2 separate regions of the Homo sapiens genome follow, and region 1 is linked to region 2. A link is a loop called in an ENCODE intact Hi-C map of the cell type or tissue named here. Cell type or tissue: endothelial cell of umbilical vein. All regions are shown on one strand. Each heading gives the region's core, and the rest is flanking DNA. Links, peaks and the distances in the headings are about the cores only. Region 1 has its middle 90 kb from the start of IL6ST-DT. Region 2 overlaps ANKRD55 (ankyrin repeat domain 55).

What was found. A loop is a pair of places that touch in the nucleus more often than their neighbours do. Peaks named below come from ENCODE experiments on the same cell type or tissue, not always from the same donor. Only the 100,000 strongest peaks of a DNase experiment are listed, where the experiment ranks them.
Region 1: it touches region 2 in a loop (7-fold over the local background); 10 of 110 quality-filtered maps call a loop at or near these places.

Annotation. Positions count from the first base shown.
Region 1 is chr5:56,083,627-56,086,547 of GRCh38, reverse strand. No RefSeq gene overlaps it. Among named protein-coding and RNA genes, the nearest start is that of IL6ST-DT, 90 kb to the right of the region's middle. In endothelial cell of umbilical vein, for the core only: no CTCF peak of the experiment used is centred there; a DNase peak (open chromatin) is centred at 1,097; H3K27ac peaks cover 989 bases.
Region 2 is chr5:56,189,092-56,192,012 of GRCh38, reverse strand. The region is part of intron 2 of ANKRD55 (ankyrin repeat domain 55); the gene reads left to right. Among named protein-coding and RNA genes, the nearest start is that of ANKRD55, 43 kb to the left of the region's middle. In endothelial cell of umbilical vein, for the core only: no CTCF peak of the experiment used is centred there; DNase peaks (open chromatin) are centred at 322 and 1,312; H3K27ac peaks cover 2,024 bases.

The sequences.
Region 1 (2,921 bases), core at 110-2,609, 110 kb after region 2:
GAGGTTGGTGGTAGGCGGGAAGTGGGGGCGGGGGAGGACTTGAAACTTCTCTGGAGAATGAGGGGGAAAGGCCCCAGGAGTCCAACTTAACCCAGGGCTTTCCCTCCATCAACTTTTCAACTTCCCAACCTCACAACTAGTTCATTTGAAGCCTAGAGGGGATAATGGGCTAATTGGTTCATACCTCCTAGCACCTACTCTTTCATTCTTTTTTTTTTTTTTTTTTGAGACGGGGTCTCTGTCGCCCAGGCTGGAGTGCAGTGGCGCCATCTCGGCTCACTGCAAGCTCCGCCTCCCGAGTTCACGCCATTCTCCTGCCTCAGCCTCCCGAGTAGCTGGGACTACAGGCGCCCGCCAGCACGCCTGGCTAATTTTGGGGGGTTTTTTTGTATTTTTAGTAGAGACGGGGTTTCACCATGTTAGCCAGGATGGTCCTGACCTCATGATCTGCCTGACCTCGTGATCTGCCCACCTCGGCCTCCCAAAGTGCTGGGATTACAAGTGAGCCACCGCGCCTAGCCCTACTCTTTCATTCTTGATGATACTCACAAACAGGTAAGCAGCTGAACCCCAGAGAAATGTAAATTTCCAAAGGGACATTTGTCTTCAGTTATAACCAAGATTTCACATAAAACAACTCTACAAGCTCTATTTAAGAAACATTTGAATACTTTGATTTTATTCCAATTCAAACATTTCTAGGGGAAAAAAAATGTTTGACGACCCAATTTTGAGTTTATATGATTCCACTGAATGCGTTTTTAGTTTAAGAATAAAAAGTAACTAAGATCTAGTAAAATAAAACAAAATAAAAATAATGTTTTGATTTGGCTCAGGATATTAATTTTGTTTATTCAGCTTTCAGTTCAGATCCTGACTATAGCATTGACCTTATTGACACCTTTCTCCTTGGTCTGAATGGTGGTTTAAGTAAGAAGCTTTGCATCGTACAATTTCCTCTCTATGAAGATAGAAGTGGAGTAGCTTAATCCAGGGAGCCTGGCTGTTCCTGTTAGGTCTCTGCATATTGTTCTATGGTAAGTGTGGGAAAGGGCCCCGTAGATGTCAACCACAAAAGTCAGATGTGTAAGATACAATATTATTTACAGCCTCTGTCAGATATGCTCAAAATATCAGACATATAAACATCTATTTGCTCCAGGAAACCATTGAAAATTCCACTAACTCATAAATAATGACTTCACTGTGCCCTACAATGACCTCCTTTTACCCAGTACTAGCAATTGCATTCCCGCAAGCAAACCAAAAGACAGCTTAGAGATAAGAAACAAGTAGACCAGCTCAAAAATTTTAAAAACAACCCCTAAACAAGTACCGTTGTTAAGTGATGCTAATTTTGCATTAACATTTCCAGGCATCTAGTGAATGGTTAGATGCATATTGTCAACATATATCAAGGATAACCGGGAAACCTATCGCCCTGAGGTCAGTGTTGCTTAGTATCAGTGATTAGTCCTTGGGGCTTTTATGTACCAATCCCTGGAAAAGTGATTTCAGTTTTAATCACCACTGGAATAAAAGGAGGAAACAAATGAAAGTGACCTTATTTCAATATCATTTCAATGGAAGAAACAAGGAAGTGGTTTGTTTGGCTTCTATCCCTATCCCTGGAAAATGGAATGGCCCCCAGTAAAGTGCTGTGTGAATATTATTCTTTATGATGAAAAGAACATGAGGGATCCGGGAGCGCAGGCTCACACCTAAAATCCCAGCACTTTTGGAGGCCAAGGTGGGCGGATCACTTGAGGTCAGGAGTTCGAGACCAACTTGGCCAACATGGTGAAACCTGGTCTATACTAAAAATACAAAAATTAGCCAGGCATGGTGGCCTGTGCCTGTAGTAGTCCCAGCTACTCAGGAGGCTGAGGCAAGAGAATCGCTTGAACCCGGTAGGCGGAGGTTGCAGTGAGCCAAGACTGCACTACTACACTCCAGCCTAAGCAACAGAGTGAAACCTGATCTCAAAAAAAAAAAGAAGAACGTGAGGATAAAAAATTTAATGTTTCAGGACAGACCATGTCATTGAACCACTTTTTCCCCACAAGCAGTGGTTGGAATCACAATCATATATTCAGTAACTATTTGTCTATTTGTGCTGCACACTGTGCAAGGTGTGGGAAATGATCCCATCAACCAGACATATTCCTTTCCTTGGGGGCTTAGAATCATTAGCAGGCAGGCATTGACAATAAAGCATAAGACTTTTGGTAGGGGCCCTGGGAGCACCTAAAATTTAGGAAAGGCTTTAAGAGAGGTCCATATCTCTAACCTGAAATCCAACAAATGAGTTTCAGTTAGCCAGGAAGGGGAAAAGAAAAATTTCAAGAACTACACATAAAAAATAGGGAGATGAGGCTGGGCGCGGTGGCTCACGCCTGTAATCCCAGCACTTCGGGAGGTCGAGGCGGGCGGATCATGAGGTCAGGAGATCGAGACCACCCGGGCTAACACGGTTAAACCCCGTCTCTACTAAAAATACAAAAACAAAATTAGCTGGGCTTGGTGGCGGGCGCCTGTGATCCCAGCTACTTGTTGGGGGTGCTGAGGCAGGAGAATGGCGTGAACCCGGGAGGCGGAGCTTGCAGTGAGCCCAGATCGCGCCACTGCACTCCAGCCTGGGCAACAGAGCGAGACTCCGTCTCAAAAAAAAAAAAAAACTGGGAGATGAGAAGGGGCACTTAGAATAGTACAATTAGTTCAGTATGGCTGAAAGGGGTGGGGATAGGTGTGATGGAAAAAAGACCGAAGAGGCAAGCAAAGAACACAAAATGCAGATCCTTGAAGGTCACATTGAGAAATGTAGACTTTGTCCTGAGGATTACCCTCTATCAAAGAGTTTATGTAATAGAGGGGTGGCGGGGTGACGCGCTCAGATGTGACTGTTTACAGAGGAGGCTGGC
Region 2 (2,921 bases), core at 151-2,650:
TCCTGCTCTCATTTTAGATTCCATTAGGACCATCAGTCATACTTTTCTTTGTACTTGTTATTTCTACATCATGCTTCCTCATTTCTATAGAAATTCTCTGTACAGTTTCTAAGTTTGTGCCCAATTATTTGCATTGACCGCAACTTAGATTGGCTCTTTCTAAATAACTTCTAGGGAAGCTCCTTCATTTCCTATTTCCTTGTTGTGCTGTGGTTTAGTGTACATCGCAGGGCCAGAAGGAATTCTGAAGTACATGCTATTCTGCTTCACACGTCTTCCTTTTCCCCCTACACTGTGCTTCACTTTATGTCTAAATTCCTTCTAAACAGGTTTGGTGGTCATCTAGCCAAGAGAGGTCATCTTCAGTGACAGGAAGCTCACTACTTCTTGAGGTGACTCGGTCCATTTTTATAAGCTCTAATAATAATTAGAATACCTGTCTCTCTGTCACTCTCACCCACTGCTATTTCTAACTACTGGAGTCTCACACAGCAATTTAACCATAAAATTGTTTGCATAAAAGCCCTTCGAAAAACAACTCTATTTACAATAGTATGAGAAAGAATAAAATACTTAGGAATAACCAAGGAGGTAAAAGACTGGTACACTGAAAACTACAAAGCATTGCTGAAAGAAATTAAAGAAAACACCAGTAAATGGAAAGACATTTTATGTTCCATGAATTAGAAAACTTAATATTATTAAGATGCCAGTACTACACAAAGCAATCTACAGATTCAATATAATCTCTGTCAAAATCCCAATGATGTTTTCTACAGAAATAGAAAAATCATCCTAATATACATATTGAATTTCAGGAGACCCCAAAATAGCCAAAACAATCTTCAAAAAGAACAGTTGGAGGTTTCACACTTCCTGATTTCAAAACTTACTACAAAGCTACAGTAATGAAAACAGTGTGGTACTGGCATACAGACAGACATATAGATCAGTAGAATAGAACTGAAAGTCCAGAAATAATCCCATACATTTATGGTCAACTGATTTTCCACAAGAGTGCCAAGACCATTCAATAGGGAAAGAATAGTTGCTATGACTTGAATGTTCCCACTGAAAGTTGTGTTGAAATTTAACTGTCATTGTACCAGTATTAAGAGGTAGGCTTTTTAGAGGTGATTGGAGCACGAGGGCTCTGCTCTGATGAATTGATTAATACTGTTATATTAGGAGTGAGTTAGATATCTTCTGGCATGGGTGCCTGATAGAAACAATGAGTTTGGCCTGATTTCCTCTTCTGTCTCAGATGCTCGCTTCTGCCTTTCACCCTTCTGCCATGAGATCATCCTCACCACATGTTGGCATCATGCCCTTGGACTTCCTGGCCTCAAGAACCATGAGCCAAATAAGTTTATTTATAAATTACCCAGTCTATAGTATTGTGTTATAGCAGCAGGAAACAGACTAAGACAATAGTATTTTCAATGAATGATGTTGGAAAAACAGGATAGCCATGTGGAAAAAAATGTATTTGGACCCTTACTTTACACCATATATAAAAGTTAACTCAAAATGGATCAAAGACCCAAACATAAGACCTAAAACTGTAAAACTCATAGAAAAAAGCCTAGGGAAAAGCTTCATGACACTGGATTTGGCAATGATTTCTTGGCTATGACATCAAATGCACAGACAACAGAAGAAAAAATCAACAAATTAGACTACATCAAAATTAAAAGCTTTGTCATCAAAGGACACTATCAACAGAATGAAAAGGCAACCCACAGAATGAGAGAAAATATTTGCAAATCATATACCTGATAAAGGTTTAATATTCAGAATATATAAAGAACTCCTACAACCCAGCAACAAAAAGCCAAACAACTCAATTAAAAATGGGCAAAGGATTTGAATAGACATTTCTTGAAAGATATGCCTATAGCCAATAAGCACTTGGAAAAATGCTCACTGTCACTAATATTAGAGAAATGCAAATCAAAACCACAATGAAATACCACTTCACCATCATTAGGATGGCTATTATTTTTTTTAAAACCCAAACAACAAATAATAAGTGTTAGCAAGGATATGGGGAAATTGAAACTCTTGTGCACTTTGGTGGAAATACAAAATGGTGCAGCCGTTTGGAAGACAGTATGGTGGTTCCTTCAAAAATTAAAAATGGAATTATCACATGATCTAGCAATTCCACTTCTGAGTATATACCCAAAAGAATTAAAAGCAGGAATGCAAAAAGATTTGTAGACCCATGTTCACAGCAGCATTATTCACAATAGCCAAAAGATGGGAACAACGCAAGTGTCCACTGACAGGTAATGAATAAACAAAATGTGATGCATACATACAATTAAATATTATTAAATCTTAAAAAGGGAGATAATTCTGACACATTCTACAACATGGATGAACCTTGAGGACATTATGCTAAGTGAAATAAGCCAGTCACGAAAGGACAACGGTTATTGATTCCACATACATGAGGTGCCTTTAGTAGTCAAATTCATAGACAGAAAGCAGAATGGTGGTTTCCAGGGACTGGGGATGGGAAAGAATGGGAAGTTACAGTTTAATGAGTACAGAGATTTGGAAGATGAAAAGATGAGTTTTAGTGATGGTTACACAACAGTGTGAATGGACATAATGCAATTGAACTGTAAGTACACTTAAATGGTTAAAATTTTAAATTTTATGTATCTTTTACCACATTTTTTTTTTTTTTTTTTGAGACAGAGTCTCGCTCTGTTGCCCAGGCTGGAGTGCAGTGGCGCGATGTTGGCTCACTGCAAGCTCCGCCTCCCGGATTCACACCATTCTCCTGCCTCAGCCTCCTGCACAATTTTTTTAATTAAAAAAACTCTTTAACTATCTGAAGGCTACTATCATGACCCCTGGAATAATCTTCAGAGTAGACACATTTATCTCCTTCAACCATTCTTCACGTG